Regions from separate parts of the Homo sapiens genome. Here all the other regions are linked to region 1. A link is a loop called in an ENCODE intact Hi-C map of the cell type or tissue named here. Cell type or tissue: dorsolateral prefrontal cortex. All regions are shown on one strand. Links, peaks and the distances in the headings refer to the core of each region. The heading gives the core; the rest is flanking DNA. Region 1 overlaps ANKS1B (ankyrin repeat and sterile alpha motif domain containing 1B). Region 2 overlaps APAF1 (apoptotic peptidase activating factor 1). Region 3 overlaps ANKS1B (ankyrin repeat and sterile alpha motif domain containing 1B).

What was found. Peaks named below come from ENCODE experiments on the same cell type or tissue, not always from the same donor. Only the 100,000 strongest peaks of a DNase experiment are listed, where the experiment ranks them.
Region 2: a loop joins it to region 1, with 2.9 times the contacts of the local background. A loop is called at or near these places in 3 of 110 quality-filtered maps.
Region 3: a loop joins it to region 1, with 3 times the contacts of the local background. A loop is called at or near these places in 6 of 110 quality-filtered maps.

Annotation. Positions count from the first base shown.
Region 1 is chr12:98,890,669-98,899,220 of GRCh38, reverse strand. All of the region lies in intron 17 of ANKS1B (ankyrin repeat and sterile alpha motif domain containing 1B), which reads left to right. Among named protein-coding and RNA genes, the nearest start is that of APAF1, 250 kb to the right of the region's middle. RefSeq lists an enhancer at 4,153-4,652. In dorsolateral prefrontal cortex, for the core only: CTCF peaks have their summits at 3,728 and 3,937; DNase peaks (open chromatin) are centred at 3,970, 4,480, 5,493 and 5,932; H3K4me3 peaks cover 4,090 bases; H3K27ac peaks cover 4,621 bases; H3K27me3 peaks cover 599 bases.
Region 2 is chr12:98,722,264-98,730,815 of GRCh38, reverse strand. APAF1 (apoptotic peptidase activating factor 1) reads right to left here. Exons shown (of 27, transcript NM_181861.2): 23 at 7,504-7,623; 24 at 7,052-7,177; 25 at 5,276-5,401; 26 at 3,500-3,643. Among named protein-coding and RNA genes, the nearest start is that of APAF1, 81 kb to the right of the region's middle. In dorsolateral prefrontal cortex, for the core only: CTCF peaks have their summits at 4,592 and 4,799; DNase peaks (open chromatin) are centred at 4,764 and 5,225; H3K4me3 peaks cover 977 bases; H3K27ac peaks cover 3,525 bases.
Region 3 is chr12:98,748,079-98,753,078 of GRCh38, reverse strand. ANKS1B (ankyrin repeat and sterile alpha motif domain containing 1B) reads left to right here. Exons shown (of 27, transcript NM_001352186.2): 26 at 1,557-1,724. Among named protein-coding and RNA genes, the nearest start is that of APAF1, 110 kb to the right of the region's middle. In dorsolateral prefrontal cortex, for the core only: no CTCF peak of the experiment used is centred there; a DNase peak (open chromatin) is centred at 2,418; H3K27ac peaks cover 5,000 bases.

The DNA.
Region 1 (8,552 bases), core at 2,014-7,013:
CTCAAGATCACAAAACAATTAAGTTAAATACCCATGACTTGAATCCACAGGTCTTATTCCAAAGTCAGGAGATTAACTATTGCATTATACTACTACTAAACAAATGAATAAACTCTTAAAATCCTATTCCTCTAAATCTTACAAAGGGCCTTACATATCTCTTAGAAAAATTACCACCATCTTTGGATTTTTGAGACTGGAATATTCAACATGGTCCCCTGGATAATTTTTTAATACAAAGGGAGAATATAGGAAAGTGGGGAATTTTAATATTAGTCCTTTCTGATAGAAAATGGCTGCTCTTAAATAAGCAGTTTATGTTGACGGTTGCATTCTTGATGACCTGTAATGAAATTAATGCTTTGCTTTTCACTGGGTTACAGTGGTCAGAAATTGGTACCATAAGAGTTTTTTCTACTGTCTCACTTTGCAGGAAACAATATTACTTAATACAGCTAGAATATTATAAGATTTAGATACACTCCACATAAATGAACATGAGCTACATATTACATCAGACTATATATTATCTGTTTTTCAAATGACATAAATTGGAAATTGTTTTTAAGCAAAAAAATGAAATTACTGAAGAAAGAATGATTCTGACATTCAATATCCTGGTGCATCACAGAATCATGATAAGTGATTCTGTGGCAAGAATTCATGGTTTTACGCCTGCTTCTAATTATGGTGGTTAACCTCTATAGGTAGCTATTTTCTTTGCTGTAAGGTGAGAGGGTTTCAGGAAATGATTTATCCCCTTTATGCTGTTCTGGTACCTAAAAATATCTAAAATTTGACAATGAATAGGGGCTATTTTAGTGCCATAGAGTAAAAAGTCATTCTCCTGTGAATTATTTAATGTTTTTACTCCAACCAGTAGATTATACTGATAAGATCTTTATGTTTTAATATACAGTACTGGAGAATATCACCAAATTTCATTAGTGCCATGATGAAGTTAATTTCCAGACTGTAATATTTACTTATTTTGCAAAATTAACAGCTGTTTATTTTTTATTTTTATTTTTATAGATGCAGGTTTGTTACATGGATATGTTGTATAACGGTGAGGTTGGGTTTCTAGTGTACTCATCCCCCAAAGAGTGGACATTATACCTAATAGGTAATTTTTCAGTTTCAGTCCCCTCCCATCCTCCCTGCTTTTGGAGTTCCCAGTGTCTACTGTTTCCCTCTGTATGTCCATTTGTACCTATTGTTTAGTTCCCACTTGTAAATGAGAACATGTGGTACTGATTTTCTGGTTTTATTTCACTTAGGATAATGGCTTCAAGCTCCATCCGTGTTGCTGCAAAAGACATGATTTCATTCTTTTTTATGGCTGCATAGTATCCCATGGTGTATATTTACATTTTCTTTACCCAAGCATTCACTGATAGACACAGGTTGATTCCATATCTTTTCTACTGTGAATAGTGCTGCAATAAACATACAAGTGCAGGTGTCTTCTTGATATAACAATTTATTTTCCTTTGAGTAGATACCCAGTATTGGGATTGCTGGGTCGAATGGTAGTTCTGTTTATAGCTCTTTGAGAAATCCCTATACTATTTTCCACAGGGGTTGTGCTAATTTACATTCCCACCAATTGTGTATAAGCATTCCCTTTTCTCGGCAACCTCACCAACATCTGTTATTTTTTGACTTTTTAATAATAGTCATTCTGACTGGTGTGAGACTATCTCATTGTGCTGTTAATTTCCATTTCTCTGATGATTAGCAATGGTGAGCATTTTTCATGTGTTTGTTGGCCACTTGTATGTCTTCGTTTGAGAAATGTCTGCTCATGTCCTTTGCCCGGTTTTTAATGCTTTTTTTTTTCTTGTTGATTGGAGTTCCTTATCGATTATGGATATTAGTCCTTTTTCAGATGCATAGCTAGCAAATATTTTCTCCCATTCTGAAGGTTGTCTGTTTACTCTGTTTATTATTTTGCTGTGCAGAAGCTCCTTAGTTTAATTAAGCAGGATTCCAGTATTTAGAGTATGAACCGATTTTGCTGAATGGGGCTTCAGTAACGACCACCATGGACAGCGACTTCCCCTCCCAGCTCTCCCAAGAAGCATTTTCACTAGCCAGGTAGAAAAGCTGACAGAGAATTAGATTTCCATCATTCTCTAGAGGTAGTGCAGACACAAAACATCCCAAATGACTCTAGAGTGCAGAGGACTGGACATGATGAAAAAGTGATTTACACCTCCTTTCCAAATAGCCTGTAGTTCACTGCCAAGAAATGACAGCTCTTTGAGATTGCCCAATATTGTTATCAGAGAACAATATCCACAAGAGAATGATGACCTGGAAAATGTCATTCTTCGGTCACTCTCATGATTGGGAAACCAAGAAAACACTTACTTTACCTCAAGTCACAGGTGTCTGGATTGCAGAGTAAGACACAGAACTAAATAGCCTCACTTCCAAACCCATTGAAAGTTTGCTAATGTCATAAACAAAGATAGTCAAACATGCCTCCATCAAGTAATCAGGTCCCATTTATCAAAGAGTACACCAGTCAAGATGCAGGTCTTTTTTATTTTACATGTTACATGTATAGCAAGTGAATTAGACATCTAGTCTGAGCTTATGTCCTGGCCCTGCCGCTTGCTAAAAGGGCGGTTTCAGGTATACTATTATCCTGACCCTCACAGAAGCAGACAGTGGCACAAAGGTGGACAAAACAGAGGGCATTTAGAGTTTCCTGTTTAAGGAAAAGAATGTTCTTCCAAAACTACCAGTTGCAGATCTAAGCCTTTTTTTTAATCTGTAAAGTGAGGATAATATAATGAAACCTTCATAGAGTTGTAAGAATTAAATGAGATAATGCACAGATGCCTGGAAAATCGTAAGTGCTCAGTAAATGTTACCTATTATTTAATAATTCATTCATATTTCTATTTTAGAGCCTGAATGTTGCAGTTGGTCAAAATCTTCATTTGCTTTGCTTTCAAGGCAGTAAATGCCTAGCCTTAAAGTTTAGCAAGTGAATGTCTCCTGAACAACAGGGTTGATTATTAGTACTGCTGGAAGTTCCTCATAATGTTAACCATTTCTTTATACTTTTACTTAAAGTACCGCCATTCCAACCTATTCATAGACCATTGGGTTGGTATTACCTTGTTTTAAGACACTGATTCTTCTCTGTGGGAATCTGCGGTTGTTACCCCAGACTAAGTGAGCAACTCACACTTACGGATGGAACTTGTAAGCAACAAAGAACTGAAGCCTGTGGGTTACCTGACATGCTCATTAAAATGTTGTGGTATTAAGCAGCCTGTAAGCCACAAGTTATTTTTATTTATTTATGGCAAGGGGAAAAAAATGGGATTTTAAACATGAGAGAAAAGCCTTGTCATTTAAGGTCGGATTTAATTGGCATAATTTTTGGGGGGAAAAACAAACAAACAAAAACACAAAACCTTTGCCAAAGTAAATTTCCACAACTGTTGGTAGTAGTACAATGGTAACTTTGGTGGAAACCGGAGGCAGGAGTGAGGAGTATTTGAACCTTATCAAAATCTCACCCGTGACCCTCCAAGTCTACTGGAGGCCGATCATACCCGCTCTGAGAACAGCTGGAACGCAAGTCCCACAGGAGAGGGCCACCGGCGCACACAAGTTGAGGACTGCCGAGGCGTCTCCTGCGAGGTAAACACGAAGTCGCTTGGTTAGTGAGAAGAAACCCGAGGTGGCCTCTGGGGCAGACAGAGCAGGACCTGCTTCTGCCCCTTGCCCTCCTCGTCCTCCTCTCTCCAGCGGCGGCGACCGCAGTAACAGCGGCAGTGGCGGCTGCTGCCACTGCTCTGCCGCTGCCGAGCCGGTCACCTGGGCACCCGCGGAGCCGCGCCGCTGCTACCGCCCCGGCGGCCTCCCGGAGTGCGCGGAGGGGGCGGCGGAGGAGCGAGATATCCATAGTAACCGAGGATGCGAGGGGCGCCCAGCAGCAGCGAGTGCCTGGGAGCCAGGAGGAGGCCCCCGCGCGCCGGCAACCCCCAGTGCTAGGCGCCCTGCAGCCCCCGCGCGCCGCGCCTGGGCCCGCATCGCTCTCGCAGTGAGGGTCCGCCCGAGCGGTAAGCCCTCCCCGGCGGCCAAGCCGACACCTCCCCCCCGCCTCGCCGCCCACCCCGGGCAGCAGCCGCGGAACAATGGAGAGCGCAGCCAGCAGCCCTGGAGACGGCGTTCGGGGGAGGACGCGCCGCCGCCGCCGCCGCTGCCGCCAGGGCAGGCGCGCGCCGCGTGGAGCCGGGCGGGTGCGAGGGCGCGCGGCGGGGGGTGGGGGGCACGCGCCGCGCGGGGGGCGGGGGCAGTGGGGGGCGCGCGCGCGGGCCCGGGGAGCTCGCGGGGAGAGCCCGGCGCTCGGCGCAGCGCGGCGCGGCCAAGCTCCGCGCCTCTCCCGCCCTTCCTCGGCGCGCTCGCCCTCGCCTCGCCGCTCGCATTCGCTGGGGGCGCCCAGAAAGATGCACAGAGGCAACGGCTAGGGGAGCGGAGGTTCAAGCCACATGTCTGCGTCCTCGGGGGCCAGAGCCCGCCAGCCCTCGCGGATCCCGGCTCGCGGCCAGCCCGAGCGGCTCGGGTGAGTAGCGGCACAGCGGCCCCCTCGCTCCGCGGCCCCCGCTCGCCGAGACGTGGCTCCAAGAAGTGGTGCCGCAGCCGGGGCAGAGGCGGAGGAAGCCGAGTCGGGCAAGCCGGGAAGGCTGCGGAGACGCTTTGCCGGGGCAGGTGTTGCAGCCTCAGCTAGCGGTCTCTACGGAGGGGGCGGGAGGGGGGCTTTTTTTTTCAAACCTGTTCTGGTTATCGATTCCCCCACCACCCCCGGGTTAAGCGCATTTTCCATTTCCTTTCCTCATTCTTGGGGTTCCGAGGAGTTTGAGGAGGTAAATTGCTGGGTGTCTCTCCAAATGGTTTGACTTTAACAGTGTATATTTTCCAAAGGTCGTTTGTCTTTAATATTAAAAAGCCATGCCAAGTCCACGTAATTTCCAGGTGCGCTGTGCATCGCCTTTAAGGAATAGCAGGAAGAATAGAAGCTGGCAAGGTTGGTGTGGAGTGTGCTCCCTCTCTCTTCCCTCGTATTTCTTTCTACATTGATTAATTAGAGGGGGACGTGGGCATGGACTTTCCAATGTTAAGCCTTGGAGAGCAGGAGCAGAGCAGCAGAGACTGCGATTTGCTGCTTCGGTGAAGGTCGGGTCAGTGTTTCCAGCGAAATTCCAATTTGCGTGCTTGTAACTTGGATGTGATTTTACTCCAGGTTACAACTTGCCAAAAGCCAAACAAGGTCCTGTGTTTATCAGGATGCTGCCATCGCCCCGTATTTATTTGTTTATTTTTCCTCCAAGAAAACCAGCCGTTTATAAACAGCCCCTAAAACAAATGGACAGCTCAGGAAGGTTTCGCGTTTTCAGAGACTGGCCAGGAAGGCGAGTCCTCGCTGCATTTCTCCTCTCTGAGCAACTGAGGTGTGAGTTTGAGAAGACTTGAAATTCAGTCGCGGTGCTGCTTATGTGCGCCGGGCACGTTGGATCAGTAGATTAGAGACACGGGAACTTTGGAATTGCTTGATGATTCTTAGACACTTATAAGGATACTTGCTCTGTGGACTCCTGCATCTGGAAAGGGAAAACTACAGGAAATAGTGTTGGAATGGCAACATGAGGAATTTAGGTACAACCTAAGACTTTTCTGAAGGTTTGCACAAGTTACTAAGAGAGTCTAGTTCTCTTCTTTGGGGTGGGCTCACGTTAAAGTTAGAAGTCAGAAGGAAGAGAGGAAAGATTAGAAAACCTCTCAGAGGTTTCTTCCAAATCTGTATTCCTTGTACTCCGCAGATGAGCTCGTGCAAGGGGATGCCGCTGGTATCTGGGTTATTCGAGTCCGTAATGTTGACGGCTCTGTGATAAAATAGGCTATAATGAGTAGTGCTGGCATTATGCCACCGGAAAGGCTTCCTCAGAAGTGTTTCATTCTGTCGTTGTCTATCCTGAGTAGTGCTGGGTGTGTTAGCAGTGATTCTCTTGGACTCAGATAGAGAAGAAAGGAGTAACGAATACAAATGAAATTAAAACAGATGCATGCTGCCTGGGAGACTTGATGCCAGTGTCATACAAAAACATTGTTACAAATATTTTTTAAAAAAACCTTCAGAATGCAGGGGGAAATATGATGTTGGGGGGCAAAATAGTGAAGTATCAGTGCTCCTTGTTCAAGGATGGAAACCTTGTCCTGCAGTTGCCAAACTTAATGTTACTGCATTGGAGTTACTTTGCTTGGTGCAGTTTGGCACCTTGAGTAGAAGCAATATTTTTTTCTTAAGCCATGACAGTAGAGTGACAATAGATTCATGTGTAGAAACGGGAGACAACCATACTGTTACAGTTTCCCTAATGGGGGCCAGAAGGAGAAAACAGTGTTTTGCCTCTACCTGGAGATCAAATCTCCATTAAAATAATTTTGAAATATAGATACAGCATGGTGTATTATTTAATATGATATTTTGGGATAACTAGTTTTTAAAAATAAAACTGCATAAGTGCACTTATTTGTCAGCAGTTTAAAGTGATAATCTCTGAATAGTTACTAACAACATAAAAGTTTGCAAGTTTAGCCAAATTTCTATACATGAATCGAATTCTGATGCATTTCTTGTCTATTAATTTACTGCATATGATTACCTTTGGTCAGAAATGTTTAGGGGATCACTTCCTTTAAGATAGCGGTACTATATTTGTTTAAAGTTAGTCTACATATTCGAAATAGGGTATAAATTGACAGAGTACATTGTGGGGGAAGCCATTCCTAATAATCGTTTATGATGTTATTATTCTATTTTAAATGTTGGCAGATGTTTTCCAGTTTGTTATCAAGCCATTCTCATTGCACCATTCATTGAATAAGCATATTTGAGCACCGTGTGTTTCGAAGTAGGTTTATCCTTTCTCTAAATGAAAGGCAGACATGTTCTCAAAATCTTATATTGAAATAAATGCTGTGGCATTGACAGTGTTTATAGCATTGGCACATTCTGTAGAAACACCAAGGAGAGTTTATTGATGCCCTCATTTCTGACCAGATGCTGGCATCAACATATGTCATAGTAATATCCATCAAACCAATAAATGTCCTGAGAGGAATGAACAATTAGCAAAATTAATTAGAAGATCTGCTTGATTAAAGTCATTAACGATCATGAGTAAAACATTTGTATTTGTATAGGTGTGTTTGGTTTTTACACATTTTGGATTTTATAGCAGTAACTTAGACTTGGTTAATATTTACAAGTGCTAGTAATCAAACTATAACATCTTCCATGGACCACCAGTAATTAACAGAAGTGTGAATAGGCTCCAGTTGACTACCCATTTTTTTCCTTCTGTGGGCAATAGCCAACAACAAAGCATAAGTGTTTGCTATTTAATTTAATAGCAGTATATATCAATAAACTGAAAAAAAGTATGCATATTTGAGTGAATATGCATTGAGTGAAACATTACATTGGCTATTATATGTAATGTTTTTACTCTTGTATATGTATTTGGTTGCCTTAAAATGGTTGTTTTCAAAGTGCAGTGCTGTCAATATATTTAGTAATTTGCTTGAGAAAGAACATTTACGTGAATGCATTTATCTTCCCACATAACTGTCAATAATGCATTGTTCCAGAAATTATTTTTATGTAGATGTAATTTTTATGCAAAAATTAACCTTTCTTATAATTCCAGTGTGAAATGAAAACCATTCCTGTTCATCTGATTTTTTCTCTATCTTCATGGAATCATGAGATGATTTTTTAGAAGTCAAATATATGATTAAGCTGAGTTCTTTTTTTTTTCTTTAAAAAATTGTGAGAATATATTGGCTTGTTTAGATGAATATCAAAAATTAATTCTCTAAAAATCTTTATGTTTGGCCAATATTTCTCAGTGTTGGTATTCACACAGCAAAGATGTACTGGTGGTTTTCTCATATGGAAATAGGAAATGCAGAGAATATCAGAACAAAACTTGAACCAGCAGAAGCAAAAGTGCAAGTTCTAATCTTCTCTGTTACTAAATTCTTTATAGTGTGTTTGTTTTTTGGGTAAATCTCAAAACAATTTTTCTGTAAATGACTTGAATGGATTCATCTCTTTAGTGTTTGGAATTAATGTACTAAACTGAAACTACTAACCTCAGAGGATAAGCCACAAGAACATTCTCTGGGAAATCAGGGACTACATTGAGATTTTCCTAGATACGCAACTTTACCATATTCTATCACCTCTGTCACTACAGACAGCAGCCTCTGAGACACATGGGAAGACTGCGTTGGACTCATTAGGTGCCTCCAAGGCTGCTTGGCCATATATTTGGAGGGTGCTTGATTCTGTAGCTCTAGTAACATGGGACGGGGCTAGGTTTTGTGGCCATTTTAAGACCAACACTCTTTTCTTGGCAAGAGAACATTGTATTTTAAGAATATTTGAGCATTCAGTCATTTTCAAAGTATAGTTCAATTAGAATAATGTTTGTAACTATATGTTTTATTATCTGTTTTTG
Region 2 (8,552 bases), core at 2,148-7,147, 170 kb after region 1:
GCACTCAATTTATACAGCTTGGATTCTAAAGTAAACAGGCTCAAAAGGCCTATTTTCTTGGACACTACAGCAGCTGTTCCTTTTTACTTTTAATTTGCTCTGTGCTTTTGGATAGTCTCATTAACATGCTGGGTAGATGCAGGCTGGGCTATATCATAATCAGTTGAATAAGCTAGTAATCAAACCAGAAGGCAAAGGCAGCCTGATTGTCATTTAAATATACAAACTAAATACATAGGCTAGAAGTTCTTTCACCCTTCAGACATAACATCTATACTATGTAAACCTATTCTGCTGCTTTATTTCAAGGTTCCCCAAGAACTCTGCAAATATGGTCACTGATCTTTGTAACATCTTATAAACCAGACTCTCAATTATGTGATGGAATTCTGTGGAGGCCAGAGAATCAAATGATGTGGTCTCTAGAAACTTGGTGTCAAAGCTGAGCAGTTAAATTTGTCAGCAGCTAATATAGCCGAAGACTCCCCAGCTTCCAACACAGACAGCAATGACTCTCCTCTAAGCATCATCCCCAGAGCAGACTGAGTTCTAGTTTATCTTTACACTAAAGGAGAACAATTGGTGGTCATTTCTCAGGATCTCCTAATAACTGAATAAAGATGTAGGTTAATGCAACATTTTGTAAACAGAATTGTGTTTTCAATGAAACCTTGTAAAGGGATAACATACATCCTTTCTTTTTTAAAAAAATTTTTATTGATAATTAAGTTGTACATATTTTGGGGGTACATGTGATACAATGTGTAATGATCAAATTAGGATAATTGGGATATCCACCTCAAATATTTATCTTTTCTTTGTGTTGGGAACATTATAATTCTTCTAGCTATTTTGAAATATACAATAAATTGTTAACTATAATTTCCCTACTGTATTATCAAATACTAGAAATTACTCCTTTTGTTTATCTGTATTTTTGTACCCCTTAGTACATCCTTTCATAAAGCTAAAAACTGTCCTCTAATTTATCTTTTTTATAAGCTAGATTCTTATGGTGGTAAAATTGCAGCTGTGTGGGTCTCATGTAACCAAAACACCAGTCATTCAAATATTTCCAAACACTTATCCTGCCTTAGACAATTAATGAGAATCATCTCCTACACTTGAATGTTTTCAGTAAGAAATAACAGTATCATAAGATCTTATTAGGAATCAATTTTGAATGAAAAAGCTTTCAGAATGTCCAAGTGATCAGCCCAATATAGAGGAGTCCCCAGTCCCTGGGCCATGGACCGGTACTGGTCTGTGGCCTTTTAGGAACCCATCCGCAGAGCAGAAGGTGAGCGGCTGGTGAGTGAACATTACCACCTGAGCTTTGTCTCCTGAGAGATCAGTGGTGGCATTAGTTTCTCACAGGAGCAAGAGCCCTGCTGTGAACTGCACATGCGAGGGATCTAGCTTGTGCACTCCTTACGAGAATCTAATGCTGATGATCTGAGGTGGAACAGTTTAATCCTGAAACCATTCCCCGCTCCCCACTTCCTACCACCACCCCATCTGTGGAAAAATTGTCTTCCAAGGAAACCAGTCCCTAGTGCCAAAAAGGCTGGGGACCGCTGATATAGAGTATCATCTTCTACCACTTTTACAAGTAAACTGCTATTCAAAAGACTCACTTCAAGCATTCCCCTCCAGGTGAAGCCTCTGCTAACTCTCTGAGGTTGGTCTGGTCACTCCTCTCCTTTGTGCTTCCACCTCCCTCATGAAAGCATGTCCCAGACCCCTTCTAAACTTTAGGGACTTTATTGGTTTACCACCTGCTTCCCCCATAGACTGTAAGCTGCTGAAAGGCAGGAACCAAGCCATAAACATTGTGCCACAGAGCAGTAGCTTAGCACACACTGGACATTCAACACAGTCTTTTTGAGTGGATAGATAAAAGATACATCAAAAAAACACCAAAAATATGACCCTGAAGCACCACAACACATTCAAATTGCGGCCTCAATCACTAGTAAGTTTTAAAAAGCCAATTAGCTAGAGAAAGCAGAGGCAGAGACCTGGGTTTGAGTCCTGGCTTTTCTATTTACTAATTATGTAACTTTATTTTTGGTTTTTTTGTTTGTTTGTTTTTGAGATAGTCTCGCTCTGTTGCCCAGGCTGGAGTACAGTGGTGTGACCTTAGCTGACTGCAACTTCTGCTCCCCCGGGGTTCAAGTGAGTCTCACCTCTCAGCCTCCCAAGTAGCTGGGACTACAGGTGCCCGCCACAAAACCCAGCTAATTTTTGTATTTTTTAGCAGAGATGGCGTTTTGCCATGTTGGCCAGGCTGGTCTTCAACTTCTGACCTCAAGTGATCTGCCCGCCTTGGCCTCCCAAAGTGCTGGGATTACAGGTGTGAGTCACCACACCCGGCACTAATTATGTAACTTTAGGAAAGTTATAACCTCCATAGAAAATCATTTTCCTCATCTGTAAACCAAGAATGAAATTTAAGCCTCAAAAAGCTGGCTAGTAAGATGAGGGGAGTGAAGCGTTTTGTAAACTATAAAGCCATATACTGCTGCTATTATTATTACTGAAGAAATTTCAAAAATATGTTTTTTTAAAGATTTTCAACCAACATAGTTAATTGTGAATGACATGGAAAACAGAACTAAGTTAAACACCCAACTTGCTAGTCATTCTAATGCCCCAAGTTTAGTATGAGGCAGTATGACAGCTCTGGATTGAGGGCATCCCTGCCACTGTCACCAAAGCTTCCCCAAGATCTGAGGAAAGCAGTCTTGTGGATCTCAGTTTCATCACTACAAAATGGGGATAATAGTAACTGCCTTTTTTTTTCTTTTCCTTTTTATTTATTTTTTTAATTAATTAATTAATTAATTTATTTATTTATTTATTTTCTTTTTTGAGACAGAGTTTTGCTCTTGTTGCCTAGGCTGCAGTGCAATGGTGTGATCTCGGCTCACTGCAACCTTCACCTCCCGGGTTCAAGCGATTCTCCTGCCTCAGCCTCCCAAGTAGCTGGGATTACAGGCATATGCCACCACGCCCGGCTATTTTTTGTATTTTTAGTAGAGACAGGGTTTCGCCATGTTGGCCAGGCTGGTCTCAAACTCCTGACCTCAGGTGATCCGCCCACCTTGGCCTCCCAAAGTGCTAGGATTACAGGCGTGAGCCACCGTGCCTGGCTTTTAATTATTTTTTAAAGTTTTTTCTGGTTCTTTTTTGTTTTCAATATTTTTTTCTGTTCTTTTCTTTAGTTACTAAACTCATTTTACTGCCAGATTTTTTTTTTTTTTTTTGAGACAGGATGTCGCTCTGTCACCCAGGGTGGAGTGAAGTGGCGCAAGCATGGCTCAAAGCAGCCTTGACCTCACAGACTCCAGCGATCCTCCCACCTTAGCCTCCGGAGTAGCAGCCTTTTTACTCTGCTGGGTTGTAAAAGGCCCAACTGAGAAACAGGAAGTGAAAATAGCTTGGAAAGTATGATATAGGCTATTATTTTCTTTCACAGTTCTTGGGGAACTCTTACCTTAATATATCCTCCAGCAGAGATAAGCATTTTGCCATCTGGAGAAAAGCAAAGGTCAGTCACCCAGCCTCCATGGGTAGCAGCTCCTTCTTCTGAAAGCGGAGCACACAAATGAAGAAGCTCACCGTTTGAGACATTCCATATCTACATAAACATGATACACAATTCATTAACAGAGTTATCCAGAAGCTTCTCTGGTTTTAAAACATATATATGTCCATATATATGTATTCTAAAATTATTTTACTAGACTTTATTATAAACAACCCTAACACAGATACTAATATTGCCATTTATTTCCAGTGGCATTTAATATATAAGCAGTGCTCTAATTTTTCAAATAAAGGTACACCAGAATAAGAAAAAGAAACAGAGGCATAAATGGTAAAAGAAAATTAAACAATCATTTGTAAATCTCTCCCTAGAAAATCCAAGAGAACCGAATGGAAAAACTCATTAGAAACAGTTCAGTAAGGTAGTACATATACAAACAAAAATCAGTAACTTTCCTATATTCTGAATAATCAGGGAGAAAAAAATTTTTTTAATGTACCAACAAAAATTTTTAAAATAACACAATTTTAATGGAGACAACTTTTTCCTGCAGTGGTTGAAAAATGAAACACCGCCTCATAACTGGGAAAGGAGCACTTTCATCCAAAGACGCGAACTCAGAGCAAAATGAACATTTCCAAAGCAGCCCTGCCACTTCAGCTGACACACATTTATGTGACTGGTAGAGAGAAGGTTGGTTACTTAGTCCTCAAGAAGAAGAATCTTAATTTCCCTGGAAAGCCCATCTGATAACACCTCTGTTCCTGCAAACTGTATACTCTCCTAGTCTTCTGCACTATATACCTGTTCCTGGAGTTTTAGATCCTCCTTTGTAATGAAAGGGGGAAAACCCCATCTTCCTCATCTACACTGGTTACCAAAGTAGTCATCCCAATACCCAAACTTTTCCAATCGGCTCCCCAATTCTTCTGACACAACTAGGTCAACTGACTCCTTTTCCATAATTTCTAATCTTTCAGCATGCAATTCTTTCCATATGGTACTATATTTCCACAGACACAGAGAACAACATTCTAAGCCTCCTAAAAAGATTGTTTTCTAAAAGTCAAAATTATATATCTAAAAAAAATAGATTGTTTTCTAAATAAAATTGGCATGGTTTGTATGTATATCTTAAGCACTGCAGGGTAATAAAAACTGGCCTAGCATGCAGACTGTGACTCAATTAGGAGCCCTTCGCTGCCCCACAATGACGGAAATGTGAACCTCTGCACTGTTTAACAGGCAGGCAGTCCACAGAGGACTGCAACAAACCACACTGGAAATGGCTATCAAATGGGTATAGTGCTAAAGAGATCTTTTCTTTCAGCACAGAAAAAGCAGAATTTGCAATTCATTTATAATCCAGACCATAATTTACAAAATTATTTTCCTCAAATTCTGCTACCAAAAACCTTTGGTTCAAGTCCAAGAATTAAGATGAATCATTCTCAAGCTAATGGCAGAGAATGAACTACAAATGACTAGAGCACTTGCTTCCTCACATATACAGGGAATGCTTCACTCTAACTCTAAAATGAATCCGTTTCTGCAGTGGAGTGCAGCTGTGAATACAATGTGCACAAGAAACAAAAAGAATGCCTCATCCAACCACAACTTCAGGACTATGCTTCCCTGGCCCGTGAACAAAGGTCCCCACTGTGAACAGTGCTAGCCCAAGCTACAAGAAGAGCAGTGCTCTCATGTCAGCAAACAGCCTACCCTGATTTCTCCATTGTCATCTCCCGTTGCCAGCAGGGTACTGTCCACAGAGAAGGCAGAGCAGCGCACACAGCCGTTGTGGCCCCTCAATTCATGAAGTGGCAAAAGGAGATCAAAACTCCAGATCTGGAAGGCAATTAGGATTGTTTAGCAATGCTATAAACACTCAAAATAAGCATCTGCCTTGATTGCTATTCAGCCATAAATTCAATCACATGGACATTCTAATATCTGGCAATTCATAAACTGTCATGAGATGCCCAAGTTCCAGCATGCAACCTTGTTAATTTTTCTGAGTTTCCCTTTATTTACTCAAGTTAAATTCAGCTCAAGGATCAATGTCACTCCTTCCTTAATTTAGACCTAGACAGAAGAACACTGAATCAGCTAAGAGCAGTCTGTGGAGTGAAGCAGACCTGAATGTGAGTGCTAGCTCCACTGTTCACTAGATTCTTGTGACTAGGACAACTCATATAAGCTTCTATAGCTTCAGACACGGCATCTGTAAAATGAGGACAATTGTACCTATGATGTGAAGATTAAATGAGATTATAGAGAGTGAAATTACTAGCATGTGACAAGTAATCTTTAAATGTTAGTCACTATACTAGCCTACTTCTTGGCAGCCAAATGCTATTTTTTTTTTCTTTCAATATTGTCTCATGGTTTTGTCAACATCATTTAGCAACCACATACTGAAAACTACCAAGTTCCAAGCGCTGTGAGCTAAGAACTAGTGGTACAAGAAGATAAACTAGCTACAGTCACTATCCTTGAAAAGTTTATAGTTTAATCACAAAGACAGGCTCACGAACAGTTAGTGAACAGTTGTATGAAGTAAATGTTCTAACAAATGAATAAAATGTAATAGAAACACTGGAGGTAGAGCAGCTAACCTTGCTTGAGGGTCAGGAAACGCTTCAGAAGAGCTGCCATCAAATCTAGGTCTAGAAAGATGAGTCATAATGCTTCAAGGTAAAAGAGTAGAAGGTTTATCAAACCAAAGTTAGCAGCATGCACAAAAAGATGAAGTTGGAAAGTAGGCTGGCACAGAGGAAACAATATAGCAGAAAAAGATGGTGAGGAGCTAAGTGGTTGGCCTATAAACCGTTAGGTAATAGGTGTTTCAACAAGGGACACAGGCAGTGGTATGGAAGATAAAGTGGAAGAGGTGCAGACCAGAGGCAGGATGCTGGGACAGTTCACCAGTGGAGGAGGAGGAAAGCATGCTCTTCAGGGTGGTGACAAAGAGGAGAAGATAACTCTAAGATGCACTAAAGAGTCATCAACAGAGCACAAAAGACAGGATACAGCCCTGACAATTCCAAGGTTTATAGTTTGGAAAGACTGGTAGAAGGAGAAAAAAGGAGAGAAGAGAGTACTTGAGGTCCCCCACCAAGCAGCATCATTCACCAGAATGTGATTTTAGACACACGTCAATTATATTACATTAATTATATTAAAATTGTATTGTCAGTGTATAATTAAATGTAAATGCTTTTCAATGATTTTTATTGCCTACAATATGCAGTAGAGGTTGCATTTGATTAGTTATAGACAAAAAGTAATCCATAAGGGAGAAATCAGAAGTCCTCAATGTATTTCATTTCATTCATTTGATACCAACTAAATGCCAATGGGCATCCTCCAAAAGATCACAAAATATGAAACAGACATGTAGAGAGCAACTGTTATGTCCTTTTGCATATATTATTTGAACTCATTATACATAACCACTACCAAAGTTTTATGCATGGTTTCAATTGATTGACCTACCTTTGCAGTCTTGTCAGCAGAGGTAGATGAAAACTTGGTAGCATCGTGAGAAATGTCACAAGAAAGTACTGTACCCTGGTGACAGACAAAGTCTTTTTCTTTATTTCCAGTAATAATATTCCATACCTTAAAAAAAAAAAAAAAACACTTGGAGGTTGACACTTTTAAGAACATTTTATATTAAAAAGCATAATCAGCTACAAGACAGGTCTATAAAACAAGAGTTTTAATACACTGGCTGTTCTGACCCCTTTACTTTAAATGTGACTAACAGTATAAATGCTCATTAAACACAGCAGATGTAGGTGACTGCAATTAACAGAAAACAAGCATGAGAAAAATTAAAAATTTTTAAGTAAGTAATTAGCCTCACAGTGGCTTTTGACTGTCTCAATATAATCATTGCAATATGAGAATACTTTTTCAAAAAACAAATTTATACTTTAAATTACCTTCACTGTTCCATCAAATGACCAAGAAAGCAGTCTTGAATTTTTCAAGAGTCTAAAGTCTTTCACTGTTTCCTGATGGCCTCGTAGAAAGATACATTTGTCCAATTGCCAATTCCATACCTGAATATCAAAGAAATAAGTCTGTTATAATCCTCCCCCGATCCTATCTCATTGGAGGGGTGGAGAGAGTGTACATTCTCTTGTCTAAAGTCTTTTACTCACATGGCATTTCAGTAAAACAGAGAGGAATAAGAGAGAAGACTGTGGTGTCCACATTTTACAGACAGAAGCTGCGGTTATGTAAATTGACTAGGGGCAAAATAAAATACTTTTCCTCCTAAATAAAATTTGTTTTCTTCAGTTGCTTGGAGAACAGTTAATTATACCAGAAGATAGAAAAAAAAAAACACACAATATGCCAGTGAGCTCACCATCTGATTAAATTTTCCTGAGAAAATTATCCTAATTACATAGTCACAGATTTCTGAACCTACAAGCTGGGGAAGTCTACAGATCCTGGCCCCACTGAAGCTGGCCTGGGAAGGCCAGTTGATCAAAGCAGCTTCAAACCAAAACACAAGAGTTCCCAAGCTTCAAATATCTCAGCTATCCCCCATCGCAATCCTCAAAATGACGGAAGTGAGAAGGCATTGTTTTTCATGTGGAGCTTCAGGAGGAGCTCCTCAGACATAAGGAAAGGGGTGGGGGGAATGAAATAACATGAGTAACTAGCACAAAATATGCATACAAACGTATCTGAGACACAGAGGTACACAGAAGTTTATTTTTATGCTATGTCTATGTAAAGGACATTTCTTAATTACTAAAAGCAACTGTATTTAGAGCTTTATTAATACTTGACTTCAAATTAACTTATTTAATAAATGTCTATTTAGTACCTATATGCAAGGCAAATAGGAATCAAACAAGGATCTAGCATAAAGAAACTTAAGAGTTTAGCAAAGAAAATGAGAAATACAACAACAAACCCAAAAAGTCCTACAATAGAAGATACAATGATAGAGATAAAAGTTCTGTGAAACTCAAAA
Region 3 (5,000 bases), core at 1-5,000, 140 kb after region 1:
CATGATAAAATATAGAGTGGACCCACAGGGAGAGCAAAAGCCTCAAGAAATAGCTGGGGAATTGGCTCTGTTGGAGCACTGTTTGCGTGCTCACTGCTGCGACTGTGAGCCGCCACACCAGCATGACTAATGCCTCTCCTCTAGGCCTAAATTAGATTTTGATTGTGTTTCGTAGATGTTCACTGAATCACAGATGTTTGAGGTAAAAAGACCCAAACTTCTCAGGAACACCTCCTGTGGAGTGTGTGGGATCATCCTCACAGGCAAGGTTGAAGTGCTCCCAGGACTCAGCAGAAATACCAGTAGTAACCCCTTACCTTCCAAGGCCTTGGGGACAAACCAACTGCCCACAGGGAGAGCTTTGAATGGTGTGGGCTCCTGGGGCCACTGGGCTGTGGGGCCTGCTCCTCCTGGGGCTAACTGGGGATCTGTAAGCAAGAGTGCCCTATCAGTGTGTAAACCAAAAATATCTGAGACAAGTCTCAGTCAATTTATTTTGCCAAGCTTAAAGATGCACCCGTGGACCAGGCGTGGTGGCTCACTCCTGCAATCCCAGCACTTTGGGAGGCTGAGGCGGGTGGATCATGAGGTCAGGAATATGAGACCAGCCTGGCCAACATAGTGAAACCCCGTCTCTACTAAAAATACAAAAATCAGCTGGGCGTGGTGGCACGTGCCTGTAGTCCCAGCTACTCGGGAGGCTGAGGCAAGAGAATCGCTTGAACCCGGGAGGTGGAGGTTGCAGTGAGCCAAGATTGTGCCACTGCACTCCAGCCTGGGTGACAAGAGTGAGACTCCATCTAAAAAAAAAAAAGAAAAAAAATGCACCCGTGACACAGCCTTGGGAGGTCCTGAGACCATGTGCCCAAGGTGGTCAGGGCACAGCTTGGCTTTATACATTTTAGGGAGGCATGAGACATCAATCAGTATGTGTAAGAAGTACGTTGGTTTGGTCTGGAAAGGCAGGACAACTAGAAATGGGAAGGGGGCTTCCAGGCCATAGGTAGATAAGAGACAAACAGTTGAATTATTTTGAGTTTCTGAAGATCAGCCTTTCACTGAATACACAATTTACAGGAATAGTCACTTATGCCTTAGTCTGGCTTAGGGAAACAACAGGACAGGGGAAGCAATCTGATATGCATTTATCTCACATGAGCAGAGGCATGACTTTGAGCTCTGTCTTTTGTCCACAGGAAATTTCCTTTTGGGCAAATTGTGAGGGAGGTATGTAGCTTTTTTATCTTTGTAGCTATCTTATTTAGGAATAGAATGCAAGGCAGGTTTGCCCAACACAGTTCCCAGCTGACTTTTTCGTTTGTCTTAGTGATTTGAGGTCCCAAGATTTTTCTTTTCACAAATGACTAAAGCCTGGTGTAAACCCTAAGTTGGACCCGGAGTGTCCTGTTCTTTGTAGATTTCCACCGAATCGCTGCTGCCTCTGGTGAAGTAGTTCAAGTTCCTCCCTAGTTCACCTCCCTCAGTGTTCCTCAGCCATTCGACCCATTCTAATTTGCAGTGTGCCAGTAGCAAATGCTTTCTCATTTTTCTTGCAGAATTTAGCCTATGAAATCATCCTAACCCTGGGACAGGCATTCGAAGTCGCTTACCAGCTAGCACTACAAGCAAGAAAAGGGGGACACTCCTCCACACTTCCAGAAAGCTTTGAAAACAAACCCTCCAAACCCATCCCCAAGCCCCGCGTTAGCATTCGCAAGTCCGTGGTAAGTAGAAACGATACAGATGTTCTAAAAAACCTTGAACAGGAGGAAAAGGGGCTGCTAACCAGGCCCTTGTGTGGTGTGGGTGCCATTAGAACCCAGGGCCTCTTCTTCATCCTTTCCCTTGGCCTCCTCCTGGCATGTGTCCATCATCACCTCTGCCTGGTTCCCACCAAGTCTTGGGCACCATCTCCCTCAACCTGGAGCCTCCAGAGAAATCCACTTTCTCAGTCACCTGCAGCAACCCTATGAAGGGTCTCAGCAGCAGGTACTGCTGTTCTTGGTGAATCTTACCTAAAGATTCAGGAAAGCTTGGGAGCAGTGTTCCCTGGGGCTTCAGCTGCCATCCCATCAGAGGGCAAAGCCTCCTACAAGCCCCTGGCCTCCAGAGAGGTTTGCAGAGGTACACAGTGATGATGTCCTCGGTCCCCAGCTAGAGGAAGCTGGATGCACAGGCTGCCCTGCTATATGCAAGGCCTGCGCCATGGCCTGCGTGCTTTGTCTCCCGCAGCTGAGGCTTCCTGCGGCATGGTGCCTGTTCAGAAGGTGCAGCCCCTCCTTCTCAGCATCTGCCTTCCTCCAGGAATTTCTTCCCCTTCCCTCCCACAGGCTCTGCAGACATCCTGTCCCAACAGGCTTGCATGACTTCAAAGCGGCCTCCTCTGGTAGTAGCAATATTCAAAAGCTGGAAGATTCCCAACCAGCCTCCCATCTGGTTTCTGCCCCGGCTGCCGTATTGCATCCTAGAAACCCTGGGACTCCCCCAGAATGCATTGCTCTCACGCCCCCGAATCCTTCCATCTGGAACTGTCTCTCCTCCTTCTCACCAGCCCCCACCTCCACTGTCATGGGGAACAGCAGCAGGCATTTTTAACATTTGCAGGGAGGCACCTCCCTTTGTGAACATGCAGTTCTTGTTTTCAGTCTTCTTTTGGGGGCCTACCCCTGTCACCCTTCTTGGCACCATCAACATCCACAGGATTGACCCCTCCAGCATCTGGTCTCACAGTTCCCTGACAGTTTACTTTCGGGATCTTTCCCTCCAGCCCCGGCCATTCGCTCCTGTGTCCATCACTCATTACCAGCCATCCCCAGGAGCTGTATCTCCTCTGAAGTCTTTCTTCCGATGCCACGCTCTGAGCCCCTGGTCCTCCCATTCAGCACTGACCCAACCCAACACACTGGCTCCCAGTTCTGTATCTCCAGCCCTGGGCACCCCCCAATTCCAGACTCACGTGGCCAGCTTCTTTCACATTTCCACCTTGATGCTTCACAGACATCTGAAACTTAGCATGTCCAGGACACAATTCCTGATTTTCCCCTCAAAGCTCTTCTCTCACCAACTTCCCCACCCCACAGCCACTCACCATGCAACTCAAGCCCAAAGTCTACAAGTCAGCCTGGATCCCTGTCTTCCCCTTACCTCTGTATCCAGCCCATGAGCAAATCCCATCCACCCTACCCCTAAAATATATCTCAATCCTGTCCACTCTTCCCCACTTCCTCCATCTCTCTTCCAGTCGGGGCCACTGCCACCTCGCCCCAGGCCTATGCAGTATAGCTCCTTGAGACTCCCCTCCCCACACAGCAGAGATCAGTCATGGCACCCTCTGCCCCAAGTACCCAGAATGCAGTTTCCCACCACAGTCCTCTGTGATGCTCAGCTCTTCCCATTCCTTGACTATGTAATGCTCACTCCTACCTGAGGCCTTTATGCCACCTGCTCCCCACACCTGGAATATCCTCCCCCGGTTTCTGCATGGCTGACTTCATCTTGTCATTCAGGTCTCGGCTACTTGAAGAGGCGGATGTCCTAACCACCCAATCTGACATAGATACCCAGTCACCTTCAAGCATGTCATCTGCTTTTAATTCTGTGTAGCATTTATTAATTGAGGGTTTTTTACTGATGGCTTATTGTCTATCTTCCTCCACAAAAATCTAAGTTTTGGGCCGGGCACGGTGGCTCACGCCTGTAATCCCAGCACTTTGGGAGTCCGAAGCGGGCAGATCACGAGGTCAGGAGATCGAGATTCTCCTGGCTAACACGGTGAAACCCCGTCTCTACTAAAAATACAAAAAAAAAAAAAAGTTAGCTGGGCGTGGTGGTGGGTGCCTGTAGTCCCAGCTACTAGGGAGGCTGAGGCAGGAGAATGGCTTGCACCCGGGAGGCGGAGCTTGCAGCGAGCAGAGATTGAGCCACTGCACTCCAGCCTGGGCGACAGAGCAGGACTCCGTCTCAAAAAAAAAAATGTAAGTTTCATGCACACAGGGACCCCACCTGTGTTGTCACCACCGGAACCAGGCCCATAGCAGGTGTTCAGTGAATATCTGTGGATGACAAAATGAGGGCCTGTGGATGGATTTCACAAGCATATCTTTGAGATTGATTAGGCTGCTAAGTGTCCAGGAATTTGCAGAATGTTTTAGAGATTATCTCTTAGACTATTGTATTCATTCTCATGTGGGCTGAATAAATCTGTTCACAGCAGGTGCCTCTATCTGACCTTACCCTGGTCCCCACAGGCTTCTTCCAGAAGAGCACAAAGGGTTGGGTGGCATAAGAGCTCATAGAATATTCATCCAGATGCCTTCAAGGGAAATAGGAAAATATACAGTGAATAATACTGATGTTATTTATGTGCTTCAAGATCAGTCCCCCTCGACAGGCATTAGTATTCTAGTTCCTTCAGCCCCAGGCATTTCTTGGTAAGAAATATTCAGTGATCCCTAAGAACACGTGAGGTCCTCCCCACAGCTTTATGGAGATACAGTCAAGGCACGGTAGAAGGCAGCTGCAAAGCTCATGGTGCCAGAGAAATGGGAGAGGCCTTCCCACAACCTCAGGCTCTGAGAAGAGCAGGCAGCTAGGACAGGGCAGGCAGACCTGGAAACACCAAAGGAAGAGGCAGCCATGGTGTAGATCCACCTGAGGGCCGTTCCTGAGAGCGGACAGCCCGGCCCCGCCCCAGGAGTGTCCCGTTGTATTTGTACGCACAGGGACGAAACCATTTTAGGATTTGTCTCAAGGCTTAGCCTGACTGGGTCCCTGCTCACCTCCTCACCCTTAGCTGTCTGCCTTCCCGCTCCCCACCCTGCAAACTGACCCCAACCCCTCAACGACCATTTTCCCTTACCTCTGGGACTGTTTTTTATTGCTATGTGATATTTTGACACATGTATACAATATGTAATGATCATATCAGTAATTGAGATATCCATCTCCTCAAATATTTTTCTTTTGTATTGAGAAATTACAATTCTTCTAGTTATTTTGAA